2 separate regions of the Homo sapiens genome follow, and region 1 is linked to region 2. The links are chromatin contacts, found by Hi-C or POLR2A ChIA-PET in ENCODE. All regions are on one chromosome and are shown on one strand. Each heading gives the region's core, a stretch centred on a gene start or an enhancer-like site at or near the end of the contact. The rest is flanking DNA. Distances are from core to core; before and after follow the strand shown.

Region 1 (4,818 bases), core at 683-3,182, 350 kb before region 2:
AGGCTGGTCTCGAGCTCTTGACCTCAAGTGATCCACCTGCCTTGGCCTCCCAAAGTGCTGGGATTACAGGCGTGGGCCACTGCACCCGGCCAAAACTCTTACTCTTTCTGCAATCTCTAACAGTGGGAGAAATGCTCTGGGCAGGTGCTGTAGCAAACACTGACTGCATATCAGGCAGAAAGATCCCAAGATTTGTCCCAGCCTTCAAATGGGACGGCCTACTCTCTCTTCAGTGAGAATACTTCATTTCCATTATTACCCTAACTGCAAACTGTATTCACCCAATTCTGCACCAAAATACAGCATCCCCAAGAAGAGAACTTTTTTTTTTTAAGAGACAGAGTCTCACTCTGTTGCCCAGGCTGGGGTGCAGTGGAGCGATCATGGCTCACTGCAGCCCGAACTCCTGGGTTCCAGCGATCTTCCCACCTCAGCCTCCCAAGTAGCTAAGACTACAGGTGTGTGCCACCATGCCTGGCTAATTTTCTTTTTTTATTTATTATTACTATTATTATTGGAGAGAAAAGGTGTTACTGTTACCCAGGTCCCAGACTCCTGGCCTCAAGCAGTCCTCCCACCTTGGCCTCCCAAAATGCTGGGATTACAGGCAGAAGCCACTTCATCTGACCAAAGAGAATTCTCAAATCACCCTGTTCTCCACTTTCTTTTTGAGACAAGGTCTCACTGTGTTGCCTAGGCTAGAGTGCGGCGGCACCATGACGGCTCACTGCAGCCTCAACCTCCTAGGATCAATCAATCAATCCTCCCACCTCAGTCTCCCAAGCAGCTGGGACTACAGGCGCGCGCCACCACGCCCAGGTAATTTTTCCTATTTTTAGTAGATACCGGGTTTCGCCATGTTGCCTAGGCTGGCCTCAAACTCCTGGGCTAAAGAGATCCACCTGCCTCGGCCTCCCAAAGTGCTGGGATTACAGGAGAGAGCCGCTGCGCCCGGCCCGTCTCCACTTTTAAAATTTCCAGTGACAGAAATTGTGGAAAGCAACACGAGTTGTATGTGTTTTAATATCCTAGATTCGAAGACAAACATAAATGTAAATAAAAACTGTCAGAGCTCTCTGCAATCTTCAGTTTGGGTCTTCCAGGCTGCTGCAGCGTTGTTCACAAATCCACACACCTCTAAAGGCAGGCACAGAGCGCTTTCCTGGGTAGTCGGGTGGCCTGTTGGTAGTTGCAGGCTTCTGGTTTCCCATCTTAATGGCGATGGCAGGGCAACCTGTATTGGTGGTGCTTTTGCACAAGCAGTTCTTTCTGCCGGGAACGCCCTTCCCCAGCCTTTGCCTTAATGAATACCACTCTCTCTTCAAATCTCTGCTCAACAGGGGCGCCTTTTTGACCAGCTTAGTCGTTAGACTCCCTAATACAGTTCATAGTTTTCACATTTTTGTAGAATCTATTCAAGTTCTAACTCCCCGCCATGCTCGCCGGCGCTCAAGCCTAGTACCATGGCAAGCAAAGATGCGGAGTTAATAAAACAGAATTATACGGTTTATCATTCTCAACACTAAACCTGCGCACCCTTTTCCGTTAAGTAGTTCCTAATAGTCCAGCACAGCCTTCCGCCCGGCCCCGCCCTCGCCTGGCTCCACTCTGCTCCTGCGCTTTGGGAATCGAAGCTGGGGCGTTCTCCAACCCCCCCGCGCTGGAAGCCTTCACTATTCTCCTCCCTGTGGGTGGAGCGAAGTTTGGGCACTTGGGTCCTACCGTTGTTATTAGTCTTTACTCGTAATTGATACTAAAGAACAAAATTAAATGGGTTTATTTTTGGTGAAAAGTTAATTCTCCTTATGTTTGGATTTGCCCCTCATGCACCAAATGGTACAGCCCCACATCAGTCAGGCTGCCTACCCCTGACGCCTGCGACGGAGAGGCGCCTTCCGTGCTGTCGTCATCACGTCGGCCGGAGCTAGCGCTGCGTCCTGGGCCACGCCTCCCGGCGCACCGACGCGCCTCTCCGGTTACTAAGCGGCCTTGGATACCTGGCCGCGGGATGCTGGGCGGCGTCAGGTGAGCGGTGGTCGCTGGGCCTCAGGTAAAGGGCGCCAACAGTGGTGGGCCGGCTGGGGCGTTGGTGCGGCCTGGGAGCTGGCGAGGGACTCGCCGCACTCTTCGAGGCCGCTGGGCCGGTCATAGAACATCCAGGGTCCCCCGGGGTGAAGTAAACTGTGGGCGCGGACGTAGCCCGGGTTCCTGGCGCCCCGGCTGGGCGCCCATCTCCACGGCCTCGGGTGGTGCAGGTGTTTAGTCGTTCCGCTGACTATGAAAGAGCATGGGACGAGGAATCGTACAGTCTTAATCTCTCTTCTGTCGTGGCTGCGACCCCTCGGTATTCATGTGGGAAAATACTGATTTGACTGGTAATGTTATTGAAGAGAAAGCGAGAGAATGGTTTGGCAGCGTTACCCAAATATTTGTTATTTTTATAGTTTTAAAGGCCTTATACTATTATTAAGGAAATGCATTTCTGGCTAAGTCTGACAGTACAGGAACGCAGACCTGCTACTCTCACCAGGGGCTGAACTAACAGAACAAAAAAAGATAGATGTATCACGGTGGTGGGACCATGGAGGGGGCAGTTTTTCAACTGGACAAAATGATGTTAAAGTGCTTAAAGAAGGATAAATATGTGAAAGTAGCCAGGAAAATTCTAAAATTAATGCTAATAAGGGAGATTAGCTCTCCAGAACCACCAGATATTATAACATAAAGGTATAGCAATTAAACTAGCATAGAAGATGGGTGCAGCAGTGTGGGCCCGTAGTCCTGGCTACTTGGTAGGCTGAGGCGGCAGGATCCCTTGAGCCCAGGAGTCAGAGACCAGCATGGGTATCAAAAGGAAACCCTGTCTCTGAAAATAAATAAATTAATTTAAAAAGTTTGGGACTCAGCAGGAGCTTACAGGTAGATAAAATATATTAGAACTCAGAATAAGAGCGATTTATATATAGGGATTTATTATATAGGCGAGGTGGTACTGTATTTCAAATCAGCATTGAAGAGATGAATTGGGGTCAGGCAGCTTTTTTAGCAATTTAGAAAATAATTAAACCAGTCGAGCGAGGTGGCTCACACCTGTAATCCCAGCACTTTGGGAGGCCAAAGCGGGTGGATCACTTGAGGTCAGGAGTTCCAGACCAGCCTGGCCAACCTGGTGAAACACCGTCTCTACTATGGCGCGCGCCTGTAATCCCAGCTACTGGGGAGGCTGAGGCAGGAGAATTGCTTGAACTTGGGAGGCGGAGGTTGCAGCGAGCCGAGATTGCACCACTGCACTCCAGCCTGGGTGACAGAGCAAGACTATGCTTTGAAAAAGAAGGAAAAAAAAAAGGAATGAAGCCCATTTTGAGCACCACAATAATTTCCAAATGGACTAAAATTTAAATGTTAAAAAATTACATCACGAATTAGCCGGGTGTGTTTGGGCGCCTGTAGTCCCAGCCGCTTGGGAGGCTGAGGCACGAGAATCTCTTGAATCTGGGAGGCAGAGGTTGTGGTGAGCCGAGATCGTGCCACTGCACTCCAGCTTAGGCCACAGAGCAGACTCTCTCAAAAAAAAAAAAAAATTACATCATGAAGTACTGAAGTAAAGCATTGTTGAATTTATTTATAATCTTAGAATGACAAAAAACTCTTCTAAGTGTTTCATGTCATCCAGAAGCCAGGAAGGAAAAGATTCATACTTTTAACTCTATAAAATTTAAAATCTATATGGCCTGCAAAATTCAACCAAACCAAAAAAACTACCAGAAGCCAAATAAACTTATGAAAATGTTTGTTTAATGATCAATTAGAAAATTATGAAACCCGACTGGGTGCAGTGGCTCATGCCAGTAAACCAGCACTTTGGGAGGTTGAGGTAGGAGGATCACTTGAGGTCAGGAGTTCAAGGGCAACATAGCGAGACCTTGCTTCTACAAAAAATTTAAAAATTAGCTGGACACTGGTGCGCGCCTGTAGTCCCAGCTACCCATGAGGTTGAAGTGGGATGATTGCTTGAGCCTGGGAGGTCAAGGCTACAGTGAGTTGTGATTGCAGCACTGCACTCCCAGCCTGGGTCACAGAGTGGGACTTTTATCTCAAATAATAATAATAAGAAGAAGTTTTTAAAAAGAAAAATTTAAAGAGAAAAATGATCAAGAGTACCTGGACAAGAAAATCAGAAGAAATACAAGTGGCAAAAATCTATAGCAAGAGACAACTATCTCACTAACTTCAAAGTGGAAATTAAAACAGTAATGAGGGGGGTTTTTTGGCCCTTTATTGGCAAACATGACAAAGACTGGAAATAGGATTGTGTGGAAACAGAAGGGTGTTAGTGGAAATATAAATGAGTATAACTTTTTGGAGGGCAATTTGGAAATGATTTACTCAGCCATTCAATAGATAAGAATCTCTACAAATATGCAAATTGCAGAAAAACATGTTGTTTAACATTGATGTTTTTAGTATTGTTTTAGAAAATATTTGATAAAAGATGTCAGCCAGTAGATGACTGGTTAAATAAATTATGGTAGATCCATAAAATGAATACTGTGTAGCTGTTTTTGTTGTTGTTGTTGTTTAAAGACAGGGTCTTGCTGTGTTCTCCAGGCTGGAGTGCAGAGTGGCGTGATTGTGGCTCACTGCAGCCTTAACCTCTTGGGCTCAAGCAATCCTTTCACCTCAGCCTCCCGAATAGCTGGGACTACAGATATGTGCCACCATGCCCTGCTAATTTTTTTTGTAGAGATGTGGTTTTATCATGTTATCCAGGCTGGTCTGGAACTGCTGAGCTCAAGCGATCCTCCCACCTCAGCCTCT
Region 2 (4,926 bases), core at 1,995-4,494:
GGGTTCATTTGGTGAGACCATTCGTATAGTCAGACATGAGTTTAAACTGACCCTGCAGCTTAGAAGCTGTGTGGCCTCAAGAGCTTACTTAACTCCTCTGAGCCTGTTGGCACACCCAAAAAGAAAAACAACTCATTTCATTTTGCTAGATTGTCTAAGGATTAAAGAGATGACAGAAAGTACCAGTGCCTGGCACAGAGTAGATGCTTACTAAGCACCCCAAGAGTGTCTTATGGGGTGCTTATGTGATTCAGTCGGTGCTGCTGCTGAGTGACCACAGGGATATGCTCAGATATGCTGCAGAGGTTTCCTTCTGTAGTTAAAGGGCAGGGAGTCATGCCCTGTATGAGACATTTTTCCTTAGGGAAAATGAAGTCATGGGACTTGTTCATCTGGATAGTGCAGTCCAGGGGTGTATGGGGCTTGGGGTACTGCAGGCAAGTCCCTGGGACAGTGTGGCTGAGGGATGGGGCATTGGGTCTAGGAGCTTGGTGCAGAGCTCAATCAGGAACCTTGAAAGAAAACACAATGTGAAGACTTTCTACCTTGAGGACAGTGGGGCCGTGGAAGGATTTTAAATGGTGGGACGTCACTTTTTTTTTTTGAAGAGTTGGTGTCCTACTCTGTCACCCAGACTGAAGTGTAGTGGCATGATTATAGTTCACTGCAGCCTTGAACTCCTGGGCTCAAGTGATCCTCCTGCATAAGGCTCCTGAGTAGCTGGGATTACAGGCATGCGCCACCATGCACAGCTAGCTTTTTTTTTTTTTGTCTGTTTTTCAGAGATAGGTCTCGATATGTTGCCCAGGCTGCTCTTGAATTCCTGATCTCAAGCAATCCTCCCATCTCGGCCTCACAAATTGCTGGGATTACAGGTGTGAGCAATCGCACCTGGCAACTTTTTTTTTTTCCCCCAGGAAAACTCTACTAATTGGCCTGGAAAATAAATGGGGGAGGGTGAGCTAAGGGGCTGCTATGGGGATCCAGGCCAGAAGGGTGAGAGGCTGAGCCAGAGTCGCAGGGATGGAGGGAGAAGAGGTGACTGCAGAGGATGAGGCAGCTATCAGGGCACCCTAGGGGTGTGGTGTGGCACTTTAGTGGTCAGTGCTTTGCAGAGACGAGGCACATGGGATTAAGCAAACACAAAATCCCAGTGGGCATGAGGATGTAGACCAGGGCACCTTAGAAGCGCAAAGCGGCTTTAGTCACTTCCCTTGCGTGAGATTTGTTTAATAGAAGCTTGCAGCTTCGCAGCACTTAACAGGTGCTGACGGGGGCATCACAATATTGTGAAATTAAGCTGTGAAGCCGACTTCATTACCAGCTTACCTGGCGATGAAGCAGCTGCCTTAGTTAGCACTGATGGTTGGGCATGACAGAGCTAAAATTGAACTTGGCAATTACTGCTCATGAGAGGTTCTCAGTACTGTGAAAGGAAGGTTCCATGGAAATCAACCCTGGTAATCACAGGGTTTAAAATTAGTCAGTTACTATTAAGGTTGCTCTGTCAGCATATGCTTCAGGGTGATGTGAGGGAAGGGGGCGTGGAAGCTTGGGTTTGGGCTGTTGTGGGTTACCTTATGTTCACCTGCACTGCATTTAAGAAAAAAAGTTGGTTCTAGGACAAAGGTTCGAGAGTCCCAGGGTTAATATCATGGTGCAGGGTGGCCATTTGGATAATAGGTGGTTTTAAAGCCTTTTTTTTTTTTTTTGAGTATTTTTTGAGACAGAATTTCGCTCTTGTTGCCCAGGCTGGAGTACAATGGCGCGATCTCGGCTCACTGCAACCTCCGCCTCCCAGGATCGAGTGATGCTCCTGCCTCAGCCTCCTGAGTAGCTGGGATGACAGGCATGTGCCACCACACCTGGCTAATTTTCGTATTTTTAGTAGAGATGGAGTATCACCATGTTAGCCAGGCTGGTCTCGAACTCCTGACGTCATGTGATCCACCCACTTCGGCCTCCCAAAGTGTTGGGATTACAGGCGCGAGCCACTGTACCTGGCCTAAAGCCCTGTTCTTTTTATTTGCGTAAGCTCACACCCTCTCAGCTTTGGTGTTTTCTATTGACTTAAGGAGGTTTCCTGACTCGCTTCTGGTCTCTCCTTGGGATGTTGCACAGGAAGAGCTCAGCTCTCTGTGGGTTCCTCCTTGCCCTGGAGGAAGCAATGATGTGATAGGATGGGAGGTTCCTGAGTCCTTCACAGAATTGTTTTTGGTAAACCTTGGCTGGAACATCTCAGCAATCTCAGAAGATTTGTCCCCGTTTTGTGAATAAAGACAGCAAGGGGCTGATATGGGCTTGGTTGCTACTGTAGTGAAAATCAAAGGACAAAGCTTATAATGATTCAATTGTGAGTTTGCCTGGGCTGTGTGCACTGACCCTCATCAATAAGAAGATGGAAGTTGACTCCTTGCTGTGAGCCTCAACTTCCTCATCTGTAAAAGGGGAACTTGTTTTGTGCAAGTGTGAGGATTAAATGAGATCATCAAAGCACAGTAGAACCTCAGCATGGTGGCTGTTGGCTATTAACAGTGATATTTATGGACCAGACCAGGCACTTTCCATCGATGACAGCTGCTTTGACAAAAACCCCACCAGGAGGGAACTATTATTCCCATCTTAACATTAGTAAACAGAGGCTCAGAGAGGATCTAAGTTTGGCCAAGATCTAAGGGTACAGCCAGGATTCAAACCCAGGCATTCTGGCCACAGAGCCTGGCCATTGTCCCTGCCCCTCACCCTGGGAACAGCTGAACAACAAGGAAACAAGTAACATCATAGCTCATGCCTGTCATCCCAGCACTTTGGGAGGCCAAGACGGGAGGATTGCTTTAGGACAGGAGTTAGAGACCAGCCTAGGCAACATAGTGAGACCCTATTTTTACAAAAAAAGAAAAAACACAAAAATTAGCAGGGTGTGGTGGCACATGCCTGTAGTCCCAGCTACTTGGGAGGCTGAAGCAGGAGGATCTCTCGAGCCCAGGAATTCAAGGCTGCAGTAAGTTATGCTCATGCCACTGCACTGCAGCCTGGGCAATAGAGGGAGACCCTGTCTCAATAAATAAATAAATAAGAGAAAAAAGAAAAGAAAAAAGAAAACAAGCAGCTTGGACAAGCTGCCTCCATGGATAAGAAGAGAGAAGCATTAAAACTGAAAGATCATTTGCAAAAGGCTGCAGCTTCTCCACAGGAAGCTGAGTCATCTCTCTTTGTTTTGAACCGTAACCATCACGTTGCCTCAGAATCTGAAAAATTAAAAAAGAACTAAAAAAATGCTGAGTTTCTTCATGGTGCAGAGGCCCTTCTTGTCTCCACACCAGAAGGAGCTGAGCAGAGGGGCCACAGCGATGGGACCCCCTCCAACCCACATTAAATACCTCCACCTGAATATTTATTGCAACGGCAAGAGCACTGCACCTGGAATCCGGTCTCACAGCCTTGGATTTGCCTTGCTAAGCCTCAGTCATCCAACCTGCCAGGCAGGTGCACCTGCCGCAGCCCTGCCTTCTCTGTGGAGCTGGTGCTCTCGGGGTGCACGAGTCAGGGTTGGGAGGATGCTTTCTCACCTGTACACCTGTGGATGGTACGATCACAACCCCAAATGCCTCCTCCCAGTACATTTGGCAGAATTCAGTCCAGAATCTGGGCCTTGGCCTAGCTCCTATAAACTCCCTCTCCTACAGATGGTGGGGTTCAGTAAGAGTTTGATGAAGAATGCAGGGGCTTTCTGTGCTTGTCTGGTATCACCCAGCTTCTGCCTTTTAAAATGCCTCATTCCTTATCTGTGTACTCAAACTCTGCCCCTTCTCCAAATCTCGGCTTGACTGACACCTTTTTCATGAGGCCCTCGCCCAGGTGACCACCCTGAGACCCTTACCGGTGAGTACTGTCTTCCTTATACTCACCTCTGTGTGTAAGCTGGGCTTCCTGTGAGGACAGGGGCAGTGTCCTGATCACACATTGCTCCAGCTTCTGGAATTATGACCTATGTGAAGTAGGGAGGAGGCAGAGGGAACAACAAAAAAAAAGTTTTTTCAGTGAATGAATAAATAAATGAGACTTGAAAGATTTTTACCTTTGTGTTTTCTCTCTGACAATCAATTATACCTTTCACTTATCTCTTGTTTCTGATGAACAAGTTTAACATTCAACAAGCAACATGGCTTCTTGCAACATCAACAAATGCCCATCATTTTCAAGGCCGCATAGTATTCCATTCTATGGAGAGCCATGATTTATCCAATCCTCTATCGATGGACTTTATTGTCATTTTCATCTTCTTATAAATAATGATGCAATAAATATCCTTGTCCACACGAATTTGAGCCTAGAAAGTTCTTTATCATCCTAAGCTTATATAAATATTCATGGACAATTTCCTCTTGCATGCTTACAGCTTTGTGTGTGTGTGTGTGTTTCTAAATCTTTGGTATGTCTGAAATTTTCATCCATCTTTGTATCGCGGTGCAAAATGCACCTCTCTTTTGCCTTGAGACGAGTGTCATGTGCCTTGGATCTATGGGTTGTGTGCACTTTCTATCTGGTGAGCACGCACTGTGTGTCAGGCCCCATGCTGGGAGCCAGGACCCAGAGATGAGCAAGACAGACGATCCTGACCATCAAGAAGCTCAGAGCCTAGAGAAGAACAATAAACACAGAAACAAAAGCCATCAAACACATGAACAGAAACGATTGGCTGCAGGAGTGTGCTATGGACAAAGTAACTCAGGTGCAGGTGAGATTAGAGGAGCTCTCTTTGGGGAAGAAGGAGATCTTTGAGCAGAGCTGGAAGGATGAGAAGCAGTCAGTTGTGTGAAGGTCAGGGGAAGAGCATTCCAGGCAGAGGGAACAGCATGAAAAAGGTACAGAGGCAGGGAAGCAAGACTTTTTTCCTTTCTGGAGCCTTTTGTAATCCCCCTTCCA

Evidence for each region. A loop is a pair of places that touch in the nucleus more often than their neighbours do. ChIA-PET counts read pairs that join two places held with the same protein, here RNA polymerase II (POLR2A). Pooled maps may share reads with other maps.
Region 1: a pooled map shows a loop between it and region 2 (5-fold over the local background). The contact joins the promoter of IFT52 here to the enhancer-like site in region 2. A Hi-C loop is called at or near these places in 1 of 168 maps with a recorded cell type or tissue (naive thymus-derived CD4-positive, alpha-beta T cell) and 7 of 50 pooled maps. POLR2A ChIA-PET finds 5 or more read pairs at or near these places in 3 of 52 experiments (HCT116, T-cell and activated CD4-positive, alpha-beta T cell).

What each region holds. Positions count from the first base shown.
Region 1 is chr20:43,589,005-43,593,822 of GRCh38, forward strand. IFT52 (intraflagellar transport 52) reads left to right here and starts at 1,933. Exons shown (of 14, transcript NM_016004.5): 1 at 1,933-2,050. RefSeq lists an enhancer at 2,055-2,124.
Region 2 is chr20:43,939,627-43,944,552 of GRCh38, forward strand. All of the region lies in intron 1 of TOX2 (TOX high mobility group box family member 2), which reads left to right. Among named protein-coding and RNA genes, the nearest start is that of TOX2, 27 kb to the left of the region's middle. RefSeq lists enhancers at 2,998-3,498, 3,220-3,549. Within about 2 kb of position 3,245, at least 10 of the 41 ENCODE cell types and tissues checked have a DNase peak (open chromatin) inside an H3K27ac peak, as active enhancers do; they include HCT116, where a contact is called at or near this core.